Regions from separate parts of the Homo sapiens genome. Here region 2 is linked to region 1. Evidence: chromatin loops called from intact Hi-C (ENCODE). Cell type or tissue: IMR-90. All regions are shown on one strand. Links, peaks and the distances in the headings refer to the core of each region. The heading gives the core; the rest is flanking DNA. Region 1 overlaps MBD5 (methyl-CpG binding domain protein 5). Region 2 overlaps MBD5 (methyl-CpG binding domain protein 5).

What was found. A loop is a pair of places that touch in the nucleus more often than their neighbours do. Peaks named below come from ENCODE experiments on the same cell type or tissue, not always from the same donor. Only the 100,000 strongest peaks of a DNase experiment are listed, where the experiment ranks them.
Region 2: a loop joins it to region 1, with 1.8 times the contacts of the local background. A loop is called at or near these places in 4 of 110 quality-filtered maps.

What each region holds. Positions count from the first base shown.
Region 1 is chr2:148,178,676-148,189,623 of GRCh38, forward strand. MBD5 (methyl-CpG binding domain protein 5) reads left to right here. Exons shown (of 14, transcript NM_001378120.1): 2 at 25-118. Among named protein-coding and RNA genes, the nearest start is that of MBD5, 160 kb to the left of the region's middle. RefSeq lists an enhancer at 10,417-10,948. In IMR-90, for the core only: no CTCF peak of the experiment used is centred there; no DNase peak of the experiment used is centred there.
Region 2 is chr2:148,126,075-148,137,022 of GRCh38, forward strand. All of the region lies in intron 1 of MBD5 (methyl-CpG binding domain protein 5), which reads left to right. Among named protein-coding and RNA genes, the nearest start is that of MBD5, 110 kb to the left of the region's middle. In IMR-90, for the core only: no CTCF peak of the experiment used is centred there; DNase peaks (open chromatin) are centred at 4,627 and 6,547.

The DNA.
Region 1 (10,948 bases), core at 1,795-9,794:
TATTTTCTTATGCTTCTCTTTTAGATGTACATTGAAGATGTCAGTTTCTACATGTGGGAAGTAGACATTGAAGGCTTTATGGTTTACAGACAAGATCTTTAGAAGATAAGCACTAAAGGTAAGTAGTAACTATAGCCCCATATATAATTTCATGTAAATGGTTAGGGTTGTCAGATTATAATTCGACTTGTTAAACTTGTTTACTTTTTATCACTGCTCCTGTCTAAGTTACCTCACAACTGCATTCATTCATATTCAGACACAAATTTTTATTCCATAATATCATCTTGACAGAAAGTATCAGATTTCATTTGTAATAAGCGGTTGATTAAAAAATAATAAATTGTAATACACAAGTGCAAACCAGTTAAGAATAAAGAATAAAAAAGTAACTTCTGGCCGGGCGCGGTGGCTCACGCCTGTAATCCCAGCACTTTGGGAGGCCGAGGCGGGCGGATCACGAGGTCAGGAGATCCAGACCATCCTGGAGAACACGGTGAAACCCGGTCTCTACTGAAAATACAAAAAAATTAGGCGGGCGTGGTGGCAGGCGCGTGTAGTCCCAGCTACTCGGGAGGCTGAGGCAGGAGAATGGCGTGAACCCGGGAGGCGGAGCTTGCAGTGAGCCGAGATCGCACCACTGCACTCCAGCCTGGGTGACAGAGCGAGACTCTGTCTCAAAAAAAAAAAAAAAAGTAACTTCTATCAAACCTGTGAATACAACTCAGCAGAATTTAATTTGAAAAAATAATTAAACAGAAAAACTATTATTCATTGCACTGTTTTCATGTATTTATTAATCAGCCCCTTTAACAAGTTAAGAACTTGTTCTTTATCCACTCCAAAACACTCTGTCATAGTTTCATATACTCATAACATTATAACCCCTGAATACAAACCTCTTTTCATTTTATCATGGCTCCCCCAAAATTTCTCTTTACCTAGCATATTCTTTCACGTAGCACGTTCTGTTCATGCCTCCCATGACTGCTTACATACTTAACATGACTAAGTAAATTTCTGAGCACATTTTGTTAAAATTTCAAGTGAGATACAAGGGGAATAAACCTCCAAAAACAATATTTTAATGTTCCTTGCCAAATGGGGACAATGGAAGCCTGGAGAGTATGTGACCTGTAAACGGGATGCTCCTATTCAGTTCTAGGATCCTTGCTAAATGGAAATGAGATGCTGTAAAATCAATTCTCAGTAGTTTTTTTAAAGAACAGAAATAAATTTGAAAAATCCTTATTTTTAAATGTCAGCATAAAATTTTTCCTTTGAAAAAAAGTTTACTTTTGCTACTACTTAAGCCAAGTAAAACAGTTTACAGCCCCTAGTGCAGGAGTGTTTTTTCTTTTTTCTATTTTTCTTTATTCTCTTAGAGTGCAAGTATTTAGAGTCTATTTTTTCTCCTTAATTTGTGGTTAACTGTTTAATGATTTTTGCCAGTTTTCTATAATGAATATTATTGTCAGAAATGACTTCTCTTGAAAACATAAGTGATATTACTTATTTCTAATTCATTTACATAGTTATATATGGTGACTTGGTTACTTGGAAGAGCTATTCAATTGTTTTCTGAATTATAATGATTAGATAACTATTTTTATGGTTCCTTCTTCTCCACAGTCTAAATCAGATCCTTCTAGTAAAAAAAAATTATACATATATATATATATATATGTATATATGTATCTTTTACTTTAAGAGATGTAGTCTCTTTAAGTTGCTCAGACTAGATTTGAGCTCCTGGGCTCCAGCAATCCTCCCACCTCAGCCTCTCAAGCAGCTAGGACTGCAGGTGTGCATTAACCATGCCGGGCACTTTCTGGTTTTTGTTGTTGTTGTCGTGTGTTTGTTTGTTTGTTTTGAGGCAGGGTCTTATTCTGTTGCCCAGGTTGGAATACAGTGGCATAATCATGGGTCACTGCAGCATCAACCTCCTAGGCTCAAGCCATCTTCCTGCCTCGGCCTCCCAAAGTGATGGGATTACATGCATGTGCCACCTCGCCCGGCATCTTTTTTTTAAAAGACCTTTTACACAAAGAGAAAGCAGAGTTAATCACACTCTTAGGTCCATGGGGCACTGTCATTACTGGTTCATGCAAAGCACTTCTTGTTTTATTTATTTATAAATTTTCCAGTCTCATTCTCCTGCCCTTGACCCATAGGAAATCATTCTAATATTATGATATTCTAAAATAATATCTATTGTACTGTTCTATTTTGTTTATATTTTCATAATGAGTATTGTTTTGCATGCATACATTTTAAAATTTTTATATGAGAAATTTCAAATAAATGAAAAGGAAAAGAGAGAATATTATGAACCGCCACATGTCTATATGTCAGCTTCAACAGTTAGCATCTTATGGTACAATTTGTTTTACCTCTGACCTCTCCTCACCCTGACTTATATACATGAAATTTAAATAAGTGTAAGTGATTTCGTGCTGTGTATCTCATTGTGATCCTTACTATTTTATTTCATATAACCTTAAGTTTTAAACTTTATTTATGTTGCCATGTTTTTACTGCTGCTTACTGCTACATGGTAATCCACAGTATATGGCAGCCATATTTTCACTACCCATTTTCCTCAGTGTTTGCCATCCAAATTGCTTTCAATTTCCTTTTACCACATGTTCATCATGTCCTATCGTGGAACTTTGCAAGGATTTCTTTAGAATATATACCCAGGAGCAGAATTGCTGGGTGACAGAATATATGTTTATGATTAATTTAACCAATCCCTATCAGATGCGTCCCCACATAAATACTTTGGTCTTTACAGACTCCAGCAATAACCTTCTCATCATCCATGCCAGCCCTTAACGTTTTCCAGCTTACTCATGTTTTCAGTCTAATGTGTGTAATTTTATAGATCATTGTTTTGAGTTTTTTAAAATCACTATTGAGTTTGAGTATCTCATCATATACCTGTTGGCCTTTTGATTTCCCTCTTCTGAACTTGCTTCTCATATTCTTTATATATTTTTTCATTTGGGTTCAATTGTTTTATAGGAATTTGTTGTATGTGCTCGATATTAATTTCCTATCAGTTTAGATATTATAAAATATCTGCTTCCATTCTTTCAACTTTTAAATTTTATGCATGATGTTCTTTAAGTAGACATTCAGATTTTAAATATCCCATTAAAAATATTTTCTTGATGTTTATTGCTGGAGTACATGAGTGCTACTGATATTTTTAAAAGTTTATCTTTGTCCTAACTATATTGCTAAACCCTCTTATTCTTAACAGATTGTTCTTTTTTTTGAAATAGATTATTATAATCATTTGAAATTAATGATAATATTATTTCCTTCCTTCCCATCTTTATATTTAAACTCCTTTCTTCTTTCCTATATCTTTTTTTGTTAGTTCCTCTGGAACTATGTTAACGAGTAGTAGTGATGTTGGCCATCTCATGTCTCATCATAAAGGAGGTGAACCTAAAGTTTCTCAATTAATACTTACAAAATGTTTTTTAATATATAACATTTACCAGATTAAGAAAGGTTCTTCTATTTTTAGTTTGCTAAGCAGTCTTATAAATAGCTATTGAACCTTAACAATGCTTTTTATTATGTGTATGTTAAAATAATTATAAGGTATTCATCCTGTGGTATATTAATGTTATGTATTATATGTATAGAATTTCTAATATTAAACCATCCATGCATTCATAGTTTGCATTATGAAGTATTACCTGATCATGATGTATTATTCTTTAATACACTGTTGTGTTTGGTTAGCAAATATCTGACTGGAGATTTTGGAATCTATATTTTTAAGTTAAATGCAGTGTAATTTTCTTATTTTCCTCGTTTGGTTTTATAATTAAGATTACACTAGCCTTCTAAAATGAGATGTGCATGTTTGCTCCTTTTAAGAAAGGAATTTACTGTTTCTTTTAATGTGTGCTAACTCAAATGTAAAACTATCTGGTTCTGGGGATTTTGGTGAGGACATATCTTTGACAATTATATACATCTTTAATGCTTTTTGGTCAATTCAGGTTTCCTTCTCAGCTTCTTCCACTCCCCTTCCAATGGCTTTTGATGGCAGCTGGTATTCTTCTCACCCTCAGGTATACCTCAGACTGAGTTTCCTTTGAGTCAGGAAATACTGAGCCCACATTGACATTCACATTCACATTCACAGGAAATCTCAGTGCCCACATTCAACTGAGCCATGTAATGGGCACCCCGCTTTTGGACTGACTGGGAATTGATTGTCCTAACTCTGACCACTGGTCTCTGATCTGCCTGGTCTTGCTTCAGTTAAACTCCCTCTGCCACATACCTAAATTAATCCTGCACTACGACAGTATCCTGCTTTTGTATAACTAGAAATTTCAGTTAATAATGCCCTGAATTGACTTCCTCATAGCTCTTAAAACTTCTGGTTATATGTGTCAAGATGAATATTTTGATAAAAGAATAAGTAAAGCATCATGTTCAGGAAAGTAAGTGTTGCAGAAGAAATGAGCAATGATATGGTCTGATGTCCTCTACATTTGATATATACTATATATCAATTTGATATATAGTATGTATCTGATTGTAGTTAACTCCAGGAGATTTTCCCCTTATCTTAGAGTTTGAACCATATAGTGACCATGTATTATCGAAGAAAAATGAAGGGTATTTCCCCTTACAAAAAGAAAAAGGAGTAAAGATCATAAGCAGGAAGTTCATGGACACACTAACAAAAATAAATGAAATAGTAATTATAATCATAATTGTTTATACATTACAATGTGTTTCACCATTTTCAATATTTAAGTTTTTCCCACACTTTGAATGTTTTCTGAATTTATTTTGAATCTTTTATTACTAAAAAAAAAATTGGATGTATATATATCTCTCCTACAAAGAATCTTGTCCATTCTGACATCCCTTTGTCTCTTCATCTTCTCCTACCCCATCATTTGCTACTATCTACTTTAAATCCTAAACCATTATGCCCCTATGTTCTCCTTTTCTTAGTTGTTGGCTATTTAAAAAAACAGCACATTTTCCCAAGACATTTTGTCAGCATTACTTCACACGTCTTTTAATTATCTTCCATATTTGTTTCTATTTAAGGATTTTATCAAAAACTGTCTTCTGAGGTCTTGTATGCTTGGAAATATATGTCATCATAGCCTCATAGTTGAATGACTGCATTGTCATATGTAAAAATCTAGGTTTTAATATTTTTCCTTCAATACTTTGAAAATCCATGATATTCCCTAATCACATTGTAAAAAAATTTTTTTAATTAATTTAAAAAAATAAAATCCATGATGTTTTTGGCCTGTTCAACTCCATCATTCCTTCAAATACATCCTTCTTAATTTTTTTTTTTTTTTTGAGACCTTCTGACTCTGTCACCTGGGCTGGAATGCAGTGACACAATCTCTGCTCAACCTCCTCCTGGGCCCAAGCGATTCTCCCACCTCAGCCTCCTGAGTAGCTGGGACTGCAGACACATGCCACCACGCCCAGCTAATTTTTGTATTTTTTGATAGAGATGGGGTTTCACTGTGTTAGCCAGGCTGGTCTTGAACTCCTGACCTCAAGTGGTCCTCCCGCCTTGGCTTCCCACAGTGCTGGGATTGTAGGTGTGAGCCACCAGACCCAGCCTATTTTTCTTTCTGAGTCTCCTGTTATTCAGATGTTAGCACTGTCAATCCCTTAGCCTTTCTTTTATATTTTCTATATCCTTGTTCTTAGGTTTGAAGATTTCCTCAAACTGATCTTTGGATTCATTAATTTACTCCTCATTTAAATTCTATTATTTATCCAGTCTATATACTTCAAGTATTATATTTTTGTACCTAATATTTCTGCGTGCTTCTTTGTTCTCTTGTTCTTATTATATGCCGCTAATATCTTCCCTTATCTCTTTTAGTATGTTTATTAGGCTTATTTTAAGTTCTTGGGACATCAGATCTAATAATTCTGCTTCTCTTAGAATCTGTATGCCAATATTTTATTTTTCTTTGAAAACAGTTGTGCTTCTTCAATGTCTTGATATGTTGACCTGTAAGGTAATTTCCCTCTGGGGATATTGGCTACTATGACATCACATGTGGGAAGAGACTAGTATCCAGTCTGGCATTTTCAGTGAGCTCAAAGGATGGAAGGTAGGTAGAAAAGCCCCAGGCTACTTGAGAAATCAGTTTATCAAATCTACAAAATGACACCTCAGATCTCTGCTTCACCATCTCTCCGCTTCTCCCTGATCCCACCAGGGAGAACAGCAGCCAAAGCTATTTATTGTAATTTACCAGCTTTACGGTTTAGTAGGAAAGGGCAGAGAAATTACTACCTAAGGTTAGTTGGTCTCCACCTGTTTTCCTCAGCTTTTTATAATTATGGTTTACTTCTGAGGGCATTTGGACTGTAGTCTGAGTCCCTGTAGATATGGGAACTATAAGTTTTTTACTCAAGTCATGGAATAGTCAAAAGCAGAACTCCAATAGTTCATTTCCTGTTTTATCCTCCCACATATTTGAAGGACTGCCTCCTGCCCCAGATCCAAGGCCCAAGCCACCAGCCAGCACACTTACCAGTTCAAAATTGTCCTTTTTCACCCCACTTTCTTCCCTGGGAGTTTTCGGGTTTTCTTATTTCTTGGCTTTTTTTCTTTATATTTCCTATAGGAGTTGGTCTTTGGAGAGGGAACCAGACAGTGTACTATTCCAACATCTTGGTATTATCTTTCTGAAAGAAACTCAAACAAAAGCTATATGTATGTGTGTACCCTTTGACCCAGAGATTACATTTCTAGAAATTTCTCCAAAATGTATTATCAAGAACTATTTAATCATGATATTGGAAAACAGTTTAAATATCCAAAAGTGGGGGTTAATTAAATAGATACATAGTCATGGAATAAACTATTCTGAGTAATACACTACTGATTTCTGGTTTTTTAAAAGATTGATGCTCAGGTGTGGTGGCTCATGTCTATAATCCCAACACTTTGGGAGACTGAGGTGAGAGGATCACTTGAGCTAAGGAGTTCAAGACCAGCCTGGGCAACATAATGAGGCCTCCTCTCTACTAAAAAATGTAAAAGTAAAATATCAGCCAGGCATGGTGGTACGTGCCTGTAGTTCCAGCTATTCAAGAGGATTGCTTGAGCCTAGGAGATCTTGATCTGTTTCTAATGACTATCTTTTCTCTTGGTTTTAGGTCACATTTTCCTACCTTTTAAAATGTCTTGTAATTATTGAATTGATGGGTTTGCGTAGGATAGTTTTTAAATGTGGATATTTAGCATGATTTGCGTATCTCTGTTATAAAGTACTTCTCAAACTGTAATTATTTCTTTACCTCTATAACACACAGAATGTTAGGACTGAGAAAAGGATGACTGGAGCTGGCAGTTGAATCACTGGTTTAGTTGCAGTATAGTACTAGAATGAAAGTAATACGGTTTGGCTGTGTCACCACTCAGATCTCATCTTGAATTCCAACGTGTTGTGTGAGGGACCCAATGAGAGGTAATTGAATCATGGGGGCGGGTCTTTCATGTGCTGTTCTCGTGATAGTGAATAAGTCTCATGAGATCTGGTGGTTTTTAAAAACAGGAGTTTCCCAGCTCAAGCTCTCCCTTTGCCCTCTGGCTGATTGTGAGGCCTCCCCAGCCATGTAGCACTGTAAGTCCATTAAACCACTTTTTCTTCCCAGTCTTGGGTATGTCTTTATCAGCAGCATGAAAACAGACAAATACAATGAGTAAAAGGAAATAAAAAAGAAGCAGTCACAATCCTTTCATGTAATTTGTCAACAAGAGGGTAGATGCAGCATCATGGAGGAAACACTTTACAATGCTTTGAATATTACCCAAATCAAATTGCCCTTAAAAAAGTAAAGAGAAATTAAAACAGTCATGAAGAAAAGAGCCTCAAATTAAAATAGAGACTTTTAGAGATTTTTTAATAACAGGACATTTTGCCGTTGTGATTTGGAGAAAGTTTTTCCTTATAGTTTTTAACCAACTTGAGAATAGACACGAAGAGCCAGATGGGAAGACAACTAAATCTAAACATTTTACAAAACCTTGATAGTGATCAGCATCTAGCCAAGAATTATAAGACATGAAAAAGTAGGAAAATTAACCCCAAACCACTAGAATAGACAATCAGTAGAAACAGAGCAAGAAATGACAGCAATAATGTAAACAGCAAAGACTTTAAAACATCTAATTGTACACATATACAAGGATATAAAGTAAAACATTAAAACAATGAAGAGAGTCTTAGAAAATATATTTTTTAGCTCTAGGAATTCCCACATCTGAATGGAATATCCACTGGATGGGTTTCTCAATGCAATAAACATTGCCAATTAAAAAGATCAATAGACTTGAAGAAAGTATGAAAAACTGAACCGCTGCTGGGTACAGTGGCACGTGCCTATAGTCCTACCTACTCAGGAGGCTGAAGTGGAAGAATAGCTTAAGTACAGGAGTTTGGGGCTGTAGTGTGCTATGATCACATGTGTGGATAGCCACTGCATTCCAGCCTGGACATACTAGCCAGTCCCCAAGTCTAAAAACGAGTAAGTAAAGTAAAGTAAAAACTGAATTAGAGAGTAAGAAAACTGAACCCTCCCCCTTCCTCCATACCCCCCCCAAAAAAAAAACCCAGCACCTAAGTGTCCTGATACTATGAGGCATAACAAATATGGAATTGGAGTTGCAGAAGGGGTGAGGGCAGAAAAAATATTTGAACAAATATGGCCAAAATTGTTCCACATTGGATGAAAAATAGAAACATAAAAATCCAAGTTCATTTAACTTCAAATAGAAAAGAAAACCATACCAAAACATATCATTTCTGAAACCAGTGATAAAGAGAAAAGTCATAAAAGTAAATGAAGAAAAAGGCACATCACAAAATGCAAAACAAAAATGAACTGACTTCACATCAGAAAAAATGCAAACCAGAAGATAATGGAATGAGATCGGTATCAAAAGATGAAGACTTATAAACCTTAAATTCTATAACCAGGAAAAAACATCTAAAATGATGACATTTTCAGAAAAAAAAAATCCACTGAGAGAATTCATTGCTAGCAGACCTGTTACAAGAAATGTTAAATAAAGTCTTAAGGCAGAAGAAAAATGATGCTAGATGGAAACTCGATCTCTTCAGAAGAATGAAGAGCCCCAGAAATTGTAAATAGATTGGTAAACATAAAAGACTGTTGTTTATATATTTAAAAAGATAACTGACTGCTTAAGTAAAAAACACTGAAAAATAAAAATGAATATTTTGTTATCACATATGTAGAAGTAAAATATATGGCAATAGTGCAAAGAATGGGAGGGATAAATTGTAGTACAGGTGGAATATTCCTAATCCCAGAATCCAGAATGGTCCAAAATTCAAAACTTATTGAGTGCCTACCCGATGCTCAAAGGAAATGATCATTGGAGCATTTCAGATTTTGGATTTTTGGATTAGGGATTCTCAATCTGTTTAACACAAGTATTCCAAAATTTGAAAAAATTCAAAATTTGAATGAATTCTAGTCCCAGACATTTCAGATATTGTGTCTTAAGCTCATTATATTATTAGGAAATTATAGGCTATTATTTAAAATTGGGCTGTGATAAGTTAAAGATGCATATTTAAACCCTAGAGCAATCACCAAAGATTTAAAACAAAGAAATATAGCTGATAAATCAATAGAGGAGATAAAGTAGAATACTAGAGAACTGGCTAGGCATGATGGCCAATGCCTGTAAGTAAACACTTTGGGAGGCCAAGGGAGGAGGATCACTTGAGTCCAGGAGTTTGAGACCAGCCTGGGCAACATAATGAGACCCTGTATCTACAAAAAATTAAAAAATTAGCCAGGCATACTGGTGTAAACCTGTAGTCTCAGAGGCTGAGGCTGAAATGAGAAGATAACTTGAGCCCAGGAGGTTGAGGCTGCAGTGAGCCATGATTGCGCCACTGCACTGTAGCCTGGGCAACAGTGTGAGACCCTGTCTCAAAAAAAAAAAAAAAAAAAAATCAATCATTTCAAAAGAAGACAACATTAAAAATAAAAGAACAGGGAGGAGCCAAGATGGCCGAATAGGAACAGCTCCGGTCTACAGCTCCCAGCGTGAGCGACGCAGAAGACGGGTGATTTCTGTATTTCCATCTGAGGTACCGGGTTCATCTCACTAGGGAGTGCCAGACAGTGGGCGCAGGCCAGTGTGTGTGCGCACCGTGCGCGAGCCGAAGCAGGGCGAGACATTGCCTCACCTGGGAAGCGCAAGGGGTCAGGGAGTTCCCTTTCCGAGTCAAAGAAAGGGGTGACGGACGCACCTGGAAAATCGGGTCACTCCCACCCGAATATTGCGCTTTTCAGACCGGCTTAAGAAACGGCGCACCACGAGACTATATCCCACACCTGGCTCAGAGGGTCCTACGCCCACGGAATCTCGCTGATTGCTAGCACAGCAGTCTGAGATCAAACTGCAAGGCGGCAACGAGGCTGGGGGAGGGGCGCCCGCCATTGCTCAGGCTTGCTTAGGTAAACAAAGCAGCCGGGAAGCTCGAACTGGGTGGAGCCCACCACAGCTCAAGGAGGCCTGCCTGCCTCTGTAGGCTCCACCTCTGGGGGCAGGGCACAGACAAACAAAAAGACAGCAGTAACCTCTGAGACTTAAGTGTCCCTGTCTGACAGCTTTGAAGAGAGCAGTGGTTCTCCCAGCACACAGCTGGAGATCTGAGAACGGGCAGACTGCCTCCTCAAGTGGGTCCCTGACCCGTGACCCCCGAGCAGCCTAACTGGGAGGCACCCCCCAGCAGGGGCACACTGACACCTCACACAGCAGGGTATTCCAACAGACCTGCAGCTGAGGGTCCTGTCTGTTAGAAGGAAAACTAACAACCAGAAAGGACATCTACACCGAAAACCCATCTGTACATCACCATCATCAAAG
Region 2 (10,948 bases), core at 1,659-9,658, 53 kb before region 1:
CAGCCAGTGCATCATGGAGAATTGTAGGTTAAGAAGCAGGCTGGGCGCAGTGGCTCACACCTGTAATCCCAAGCCCTTTGGGAGGCCGAGGCAGGCGGATCACCTGAGGTCAAGAGTTTGAGACCGGCCTGGCCAATGTGGTGAAACCTCGTTTCTACTAAAAATAAAAAAAAAAAAAAATTTAGCTGGGCGTGGTGGTGTGTGCCTCTAGTCCCAGCTACTTGGGGAGGCTGAGGCAGGAGAATCGCTTGAACCCAGGAGGCAGAGTTTGTAGTGAGCCAAGATCGTGCCACTGTACTCCATCATGGGTGACAGAGGGAGACTCCATCTCAAAAAAAAAAAAAAAAAAAAGTAGGTGTCTTTACAAAGGAAAAGTTACTAAAGATTTTGGATGAGGAAATACAATTTTAGTTATTAGATGGCTACATATTACCTTCCAGCATTTGCTGTATATGGTAAGTGTTTTCTCCCAGGTGTTCCCCTTCCATATTCTCCATACACACCAAAAGGGAAAAACGAAGCAATCCTTGTTTATACTTATATTTTTCAGGTTGTGGTATCATATGAATTACAGTATTAAGAGGAAGCCCCTAATCTGGGCAATTTGAATAATAGAAATAATGACAGTAATGCCATCTTTTCCCCCCTGGCTCTTTATTCTTAAAAAGCAGTTGGGAATCTCTTATCCAACATGTTAGATAGTAGTCATATGTACAACACACTGCTTACCCAAAAAAGCATGTCAGAATGCACTTTTATTGAGAGAGAGAATATGATTCATAGTATACTGATAGTCTTGAATTCTCCTTAAATTAAAAATATGTAAGATGTTTTGCAAACTTTAGCAATAAATTATTAGTAACAAAGTACTGTTGGGTTGTTTTCTTCAGCTTTTTTTCTTTCTTTTTTTTTTTTTTTTTTAGACGGAGTCTTGCTCTGTCTCCCAGGCTGGAGTGCGTGGCGCGATCTCGGCTCACTGCAAGCTCCGCCTCCCGGGTTCGGGCGATTCTCCTGCCCCAGCTTCCTGAGTAGCTGGGACTACGGGTGCGTGCCTGGCTAATTTTTTGTATTTTTAGTAGAGACGGTGTTTCACCGTGTTAGCCAGGATGGTCTCGATCTCCTGACCTTGTGGTCCGCCCACCTCGGCCTCCCAATTTTCTTCAGCTTTTATTTCAAGTTCTGGGGTACTTGCGCAGGATATGCAGGTTGGTTACATAGGTAAACGTGTGCCATGGTGGTTTGCTGGACAGATGATCCCATCACCCAGGTATTAAGCCCAGCATCCATTAGCTATTCTTCCTGATGCTCTCTCTCCCCGCAGCTCATGACAGGCCCCAGTATGTATTCTTCCCACTATGTGTCCACGTGTTCTCATCATTCATCTCCCATTTATAAGTGAGAACATGTGGTATTTGGTTTTCTGTTCCTGTATTAGTTTGCTGAGGATAACAGCTTCCAGCTTCATGCATGTCCCTGCAAAGGACATGATCTTCCTTTCTACGCCTGCATCGTATTCCATGGTATATATGTACCACATTTTCTTTATTTAGTCTATCGTTGATGGGTATTTGGGTTGATTCCATGTCTTTGCTATTGTGGATAGTGCTCCAATGTATATACGCATGCATGTATCTTTATAACAGAATGATTTAAATTCTTTTGGGTATATACCCAGTAATGGGATTCCTGGGTCAAATGGTATTTCTGCTTCTAGATCTTTGAGGAATCACCCACACTGTCTTTCACAATGGTTGAACTAATTTACACTCCCACCAACAGTGTAAAAGTGTTCCTTTTTCTGCACAATCTCACTGGCATCTGTTGTTTCTTGACTTTTTAATAATCACCATTTTGACTAGTGTGAGATGGTATCTCATTGTTGTTTTAATTTGCATTTCTCTAATGATCAGTGATGATGAGCTTTTTTTCATACGTGTGTTAGCTGCATGAATGTCTTCTTTTGAGAAGTGTCTGTTCATGTCCTTTGCCCACTTTTTAATGGGGTTGTTTTTTTCTTGTAAATTTGTTTAAGTTTCTTGTAGACTCTGGATATTAAACCTTGTCAGATGGATAGATTGCAAAAGCTTTCTCCCATTCTGTACGTTGTCTGTTCACTCTGATAATAGTTTCTTTTGCTGTGCAGAAGCTCTTTAGTTTAATCAGATCCCATTTGTCAATTTTTGCTTAACACAGTGCTGTTAACTCCCTGGTTAAAAGACCCTACTTTAAAAAGCATGTCTACATATATTACTTTTTATGCATATAATATATATGCTATACAGATATGTATTATTGATCCTTATAATAGCCTTGTACTTTTAGTAGAACAGGTTGTAGCATCCTGAACCCAATGACAAACAGTTGTCCAAGGTCACACATTAATTAGAGTTGGAGCAAAAACTAAGTCTTAAGTTTCTTTGTGGGACTGTCCTTTTTTGTTCATACCACATTTCTATGTCATGGACTGTAAATGACAGCACAAAAAAGCAATGCATAAATCTTTATATGCACATTTGCATATATACACATATATGCATGTTTTTTGTACTTAAAAAGCAGTTGGTAATCTCCAACATGACTATATGGTAGATAGTAGTCACATGTACAATATATGCCTTACTCAAGAAAGCATGTCAGAATGCATGTATGCATGTGTGTATGCATGTATTGCCAGTGAGCCACTCTTTAAGTGTCTGAAAATTGCTCTATCAGCAAGCATATAAGGCTTTACTTTTGCCTCCATCTTAGAAAAAAAAACTTAGTTAAAAGTACTGGATTTCATGTGCATAAAATGTTTCTACTTATTCAGTATAAAATGACAATTCTTGTTTCCTTAAGAAAATGATCTGGCATCTGATTGAATGTTTCTATCAGCATAACTTTGCAAAGATCTAGTGCAAAGGTGTGATCGCTAAGAGTTGAAGCTTTAGTCTATTTATTTTAGGCTAGCGATTTCAAATTGCCTTTCGTCTTTTTTATAAGGACCTTTAAAATACTATCCAACCCCAATTTTAATTATTTTCACACTCCCAGGAAATTAAAAGCAGCAAAGAACCATTAGCAGTCTTGATCAAGAAAACAGAACACAAAGATGTCTGAGGGAAACTTAAGGAACTTCTTAAGCAAAATAGTGACCCAGACCGGGTGCTGTGGCTCATGTCTGTAATCTCAAAACTTTGGGAGGCAGAGGCAGTGGATCACCTGAGGTCAGGAGTTTGAGACTACCGTGGCCAACATGGTGAAACCCTGTCTCTACTAAAAAATAGAAAAATTAGCCAGGCGTGGCGATGTGTGCCTGTAATCTCAACTACTCGGGAGGCTGAGGCAGGAGTAATCACTTGAACCAGGGAGGCGGAGGTTGCAGTGAGCCAAGATCACACCACTGCACTCCAGACTGGGCAACAGAGTGAGACTCCTTATCAAAAAGAAAAAAGAAATAAATAAAATAGTGACCCAGATATACTCTATCTCTAAAAAGATAGGCTCTGTGAAAATACAGCTGATACATTGTACAAAGAAGGTTGTCACTATATTGAAAGTGCCACTAAGCATTAAAACAAAAAACATTTTATTGGTAGTAAGTTTTAAGAGTATAGCAATTTAGGAAAATGTTGAAAATCTGGGGAAGAACTATTTTATATCTACTTGCCATTTTGTGGCTTTATAGTATATTAATTGATAATTCAGACATTACAAATATAGTTCACTGAATAAGTGAATAGACAAAGGTAGATTTGGTATTCATATTTAATTTGTTATTATAGAACATGGGCCTTTAATTTTTTAAACTTTCTGTACTAATTTCCATCTACACACTACTTAAACAAAATTTATTAGCATTCTGAAATTTGGATTACCTCCCTAAATAACATCATCAAAATGTTTGAATTAATAAAATTTTTCTGTTGTTCCAAATAATTGTGATTCAAATACAGTTTTCAAATTTAAGCAATTTCATGACATGGCAGACATTTAGCTGACCTCTGTAGGCCTTAAAATAACTTCATTATAGAACCATGAATGTAGAAAGTGTCTTTGAACATTTAGGAAAATAATAGCTTCAAGCCCATGCATTTTGTCCTAAAAGAGAAGACTATAACTATCATCATTATTTTGAAGAAATGTTAATACAAATTTTAATTTAATTATTTAAATAAACTTTATCTTCCATTTTCTCCTGACAGCGCTCAATTTTTCTTACATAGCAGATTAGAACTACTGTACTTCTCATAGCTGATGCAGTATAGCAATGACCCTGTACATCTCAGATGCCCCTAGAGTATCATTCTTTTATGGAATGGTACAGCAAATGATGAACTAGGTCACTGAAACCATGCAAAATTATTTTTGTATGCTGTCCTTTATGATGGATATTTCTGTTCATTACTATATAAACATGTAGAAACAAGCATGTAGAGAATTTTCACCAAGTATGAAACATTTGTATTGGATGGTCTAACAAAATACTGGCTGTGTGATATTAAAAAAAAAAAAATGCACTCTGGGGATCAGAGGAACCTATCTCACAGACCGGTTAAATTACAATACCAAAGAGGTTCTTATGACTCCTCATCAGGGGAGACATGCCTGTGTATTAAAACACTGTAGAAGGAAAAAACAGTCGTGTTAAATATGAGTCACCAATCAAAAGTCCCAAGGATGGATCTGCCACATTGCAGGCTTTGGTTTGCTATCCAGCTCTTTCTCGTGTAGCATACTCCAGAGTTAACAGCAGCAGGAATTTACTCACTTAGTGATGGTTAATGATTCTCCTGGGCAAGGTTGGGGAGACTAGCTAATATGTAATATATTTTTAAAAAGCTCACCAAAGGTGATTAGAATCCAAATAGTTTGGGCACTTAATAAGTGAAGCTTCACTTAACTGAAAACTGCATCCATCCATAACATCTCATTTCCTGATAATACGAGATGAAAGAGGAGTTCTTTGGCATAAAATGTAGTATACAGGTTATTCAAAGGGACTTACTTGTTGCTGTTTTTATAAAGGGGAGTTATAGGTCAAGTTATATTATCAACTAATGCAATGATTAATTGTCCATATTCTAAGATAGAAATTAATGAGGGCTTACTAGTTTGAAAGCACTTATTTTCCTGTCTTCACAAACATTAGACTATGAGGGTTTTTTTGTTTGTTTGCTTTGTTTTTTAGTTCAGGGAATATCTCTTGGTCATCTTTATTTTATTGTTACCTAGATACGCTGTATGACATGTAATGAGTGGTCTATAAATCTTGAATGAATGAATGAATGGCGTTTCATCTTTTCTTACACAATTTTCATAAGAACTAGCTTGCATTATCAAAAAAAATAAGTTATTGGGGGAGTTTGGTGGCTCATGCCTGTAATCCTAGCACTTTGGGGGGCCGAGGTAGGAGGATCACTTGATGCCAGGAGTTCAAGTCCAGCCTGGGCAACATAACAAGACCCCCATCTCTTCAAAAAGATTAAAAAATTAGCCAGGAATGGTGGCATGCAGCTTCAGTCCTAGCTACTCAGGAGGCTGAGGCAGGAGGATGATGAGCCCAGGAGTTAAAGGGTGCAGTGAGCTATGATTATGCTACTGTGCTCCAGTCTGGATGACAAAGAGCAAAACCCTGTTTCTAAAACAGACAAAAAGCTATATTCATTTTTTAAGAAATAAGGAAATTTTTGTATGCATTTAGAAAAATTATCTTAAATATTTTAAATGGTAAATAGAGTGCTATATTTTATTTATCTGGAAAAATCTTAAAAGTTTTTAATTCCTTGATGGTTATAGATGAGTGGGATGTTATCATCTTTTCAGCATAATGGCTTCTTCACCTAAGGGGTGTGTGTGTTTTCATGTGTGTGCTTTTTTGAATGCTATTCACTAATAACTACTTTGCATATAGTCAGCTTAGAGTTAAATGTTTTTGATAAATATGATTCCATTATTTTAAAAAGCTTTGAAGTCAGACTTGAGCTGCAATTCTGCTCATGTGACCTCTCCAAGTTTGTTTTCTCACTATTAAAATGAGAATAATTATGCTTACTGCATAGATCTATTACAAGGCTTAAATGAGATAATCTACTGAGTATAATGCCTCGCACATTGAAAGTGTTTAATAAATAGTCAAAACTATTGTTAGAGGATTACAAAAAGAGAGTTTTATATGAACTGTGGTAGTTTTTAAGGGTCTGCTCCTTCACATTTTTATTTTTCTAGAGACCTTCAAGTCTGCTATTGAAAAACAGGAAAAGAAATTATATATATACATATATATATATATATATACACATATATATATATATAGATGATTCATAAATTATCCTCTGTTGCTTTTACCTTACTGTAAACAAAAACTCTCCAGGCTTTCAATAGGAATGAATCTTAAGTGAAGTACGTCCATATGGCAATTCTGAAATGTAAAAATGAACTGCTTTTTTAATATTGAATAAGCATAAAAATCAAATTATGTTGCTTAAAAAGGAATCCTCATACATCTTTTCCCATCTTGCATAACACAAAAATAGCTAACTGCTTTGCTTAAATCATATTTGGAGGGTGACTAAGCATGAGACAGTTCCCAAACAAATCTTTGAGAAACTTATGCAGGAGTGAAAGTGAGATTTCAGCTGTAATCAGTCTCTTAATCTAGGTTAGCTCAATGAGGGTAGGCTGGTAAATTTTTAAATTCATCAATTAATCATACATCATTTTTCAAGATATTTTGGATTTTGCTGAAATATTAAAAATTGATGTGATTTCTTTTAAACCACACCTGGTTTTGTAGGCTATAGCTACTATGTACTTTTGTCTTTACAGGCACATGCATGTATTTTCATAAGAATGTTTATTAATTTACATAAAATGCATTAAACAGTGAAACCTTATCTTAAGGCTGACTTAAAATGTAACATATTATATATTGGTATACTAAAATACCTAAAAAGATTTTTTACCTAAAAATAATTTGTGTAACAAAAACAGCATTTTTATTGAAAAGTGGGGATATTGATAGTATTATAACAGAATGTTAATTTTATTAAAAATTTACGGTTCATGTGTCAGAACACATAATTTAGAGGGATTATGCAATCACTTTTAAAGGAAGCCAAAAAATCTATCTGCTGTTTCTTAGGTTCAATAGTAGTTTAATTTCTTAAAAGACAATACATATATTTTTAGAGAAATCTTTAATTTCCTCTTGGAGTTGTTAAATGCCATTTAAGGCATGTTAAGATATTTGGTATTGCAGTTTACCTTAATAAGCCTTAGATTCACAAATTATACCAAGCCAAGAAAGTTATTCTCAGTAGAATATTGAGATATGAATTTGCCCTTGTTTATATCCAACTTCTGATTTCCATTTGTGTAAACTTTGCAAATTTGAAGCTTCTGCTTTCACTTTGTTTTATTCTTTGTTTTTCTTGTCATTTTGGTTGTCAAATATAGAAAATAGTATGTTTAAATAAAACCATACTAGGCCGGGCACAGTGGCTCACGCCTGTAATCCCAGCACTTTGGGAAGCCAAGGCGGGTGGATCACCTGAGGTCAGGATTTCAAGACCAGCCTGACCAACGTGGTGAAACCCCGTCTCTACTAAATACAAAAAATTAGCCAGGCATGGTGGCATATACCTGTAATCCCAGCTACTTGGGAGGCTGAGGCCGGAGAATCGCTTGAACCCGGGAGGTGGAGGTTGCAGTGAACTGAGATTGTGCCATTGCACTCCAGCCTGGGCAACAAGAGCAAAACTCGGTCTCAAAATAATAATAAAATAAAATAAAATAAATAAAACCATACTATTTTCAGGAAATAAAACAAGTTACATATACTACTTTTAAAAGTAATTTAAATTCAAAATAATTTAAATTATTTTGAAAAGTTACTGTTCAAAACTAACATTATATCATGAAAATTTATTTGCCAGGATAATGAGGGCAGATATTCATCCAGCCAATTGCTGTGAATTTCATAGACATTCCTAAAAGAAAATATTTATCCAGAATATTCCAGAATATGAAATTTTTTTTCTGCTGATGGCCGTGTATTAGCCAGTCTTTGAACTAAATTTGATTTTACTTACTGCTAATCATGCCCAGCTCTTATTTTATTTTCATGATAGATAGATAGATGATTGATAGATAGATGACAGATAGATAGATAGATAGATAGATCGATCGATCTACCGATAGAAAGTAATAGAGATACAGATATACAAACACCCATATATACATATATGTTGAAATTCTTGGCATTAAAACAATGAAAATATTTAGTACTGGCTTTTCAATGTGTTTTTTATAAAATATCACATAGCTGGGCTTTGCTTTTTAACCCAATCTGAAATTTTCAATATTAAAGTGGATTATATTTCCTTTGAACATGGATAATAGGCAAATTCTTTGCTTTGTATTCTGATATTCATTATCTAACATGTATTTCTCCACAGTCATCTGAAAAGTATGAACTAAATAAGCACCCTACAAGTATGCTTTATTCTCTTCTTCTAGATGAAAGCTTAAGAATGTTTAATTCCCTATTCCATTCTTCCCCCCAAATTAGACCTCTAGGATGCTTTTACATTTCTCCACCGTCTTCTAACTCCTCAGTTTTGCTGACGTAGTTCAATACTTTTGGTTTTAGATTTATTAGCTTTTTCCCTTACCATATGTCTCTTCTATTTTAAGAATTCTTACTTAGCTGTTATGTTATGAATACCCAGTCACAATTCTTATCCATTTAGTTTTAACGTATATATTGCAAGGCTTATTGCACTCTTTTCTATTTATCTTCATGTGTCTTGAGATTTCTATTCTGATTCATATGTTGTTTGGTTCAAATACTTCTTGAGTAGTTTCCTCGGACAGGGTATAGGGGTGGTTTTATCTCTCATCTTTGAATATCCACAATTGTCTTTCTTCTAACCTGGAAGATGAATGATAACTTACTTGGTGGGGCATAGAATGCTTTGCTGCCAGTTCTTTTCTCTCTGTCCTCAACAGTCCAGTATCTTCCAGTTTCAGGTATTGAAGATGCAATGTAAAATGCCAGTCTGGATTATTTTTCTGCTGTAACTTGTTTCTTCTGGATATTTGAAAGATTTTCTCTTAATCTTTAGAATATAGGAAGTTTACCAAAATATGTCCGGTTGTATGACTTGTTTTGATTAACCTACCTGGACTTTAATGAGCCCTTCTATTCACAAACAAAATTCTTCAAACCAGGGAACTTTACTTGTGTTACTTCTTTTTTCCTAATCTCTATTTCTTTCCCCCTGAAGATTTCCCTCTCTGCATTTTGCTGCATATTTTCAGCTGTTTCTTCAATTTGATGTTAAAAGCCAGTTATTGTGGGCTCAAAGACAACATACTTTATTTAACTATTTTTTAATTTAAAAACATATTTTTACATTCTAGAATATGTTTTAAAGTTGATCATTCTTTTGTATTGCTTGTGTTAAAAGTTTTCTTCTATCTTCTCCAGCAACTTTATTCTAGGAGCCCCCTAGGTTTTAGGGCTCGACTTGTTTTTTCTGTCTTTGATTTGTGTACCCTTGAATACATTATTATTTCCCTTTGCCTAACAATGGCTCTGTATAGCCTTTGAGTGGTGAGGGGCCCAGGATTTTTTGCTCTGTGAGCTTTAAAAACACCATTGGTAAGCTTATTCACAACTTCTTGAGGCAAAAGGATTATTTTTGGTTAAAGTTATCTTTAGGGATATAGAGCAACTCTGACCATCTTTGTGTCTGTTTGGAAGTCTTCCACAAACACCAGATAGACCTCCTAGGACCACATATGTGGGCAGGCACTTAACTTTCAGCAAAGGCGAAGACCTCTCGGGGCCCTGTAAATTTTGGTCGTACCTTCTGAACCCCAAGCCACAGCACCTCCAATCTCCAGCAGCCCTAGCAGGGAACAAAACTGGTTATCTGATGCTTCCTTCTGGAATTCTGGCATATCCTATGGCCTTGCACATGTTATAAACTATCTAATCATCAGTCTAGTATTCATAGTGGGGGGTGGTGGGTGTCAGAGTTGGGAGATTAAAGCATCAGGGACACATTCTCAGGTGACCACATTTCCAACAAGTTAAATGGAAAGAATTTGTTTAATTTCAAAGTACAACTTTTTCAGAAAACTACAGAATCACGGTCTTACGTGTACTCTAATTGTGATATCTTGTTTTACAAATGAGGATCCTAAGACAGGAACTGTATTCTGTTTCTGTGTATTCAAATTGAATTTATAATCTGGGGGGTAGGGGGAAGAATGGCCATAGACAAGTTGTACATAGATAAGTTAAAATAGAAAAGTGAGAAGTTGAAATTTTGGCGAAAAGAAGAAAAACTTCAGGAAATTTGATATTGGGAAGGTATACAAATGAACAAATTAAGCAGATTGTGTTGTGACAGTGGTCTCTCTCTGGATACATTTGTTGTAGCCATCACCAAAGATTTCGAATCTCTTTCCAGAAAAATCTTTGGTCATATAGCTGTTTCTTTTAATTTCTCCCTTACTTCTGAAGGCATTAGGTCAATAAAGGAGGTAAACAGTTATTAGGTCAATAAAGTTACTTGGCTAACATGTGAAGTTTCATCAGTTGCCAGTCAAGCAGTAGCTAAATTAGGCAGTAGCTGGCTTTATGCAGAAATCTTACTTAGAAAATCCTTAATAAAAAAATCTTCTCCCCAGTTTATTAATTTTTTTTTTTTTTGAGACAGAGTTTCACTCTTGTTGCCCAGGCTGGAGTGCAGTGGCACAATCTTGGCTCACTGCAACCTCCACCTCCTGGGTTCAAGCAATTCTCCTGCCTCAGCCTCCCAAGGAGCTGGGATTACAGGCATGTACCACCATGTCTGGCTAATTTTGTATTTTTAGTAGAGACGTGTTTTCTCCATGTTGGTCAGGCTGGTCTCAAACTTCCGAACTCAGGTGATCAGACTGCCTCAGCCTCCTA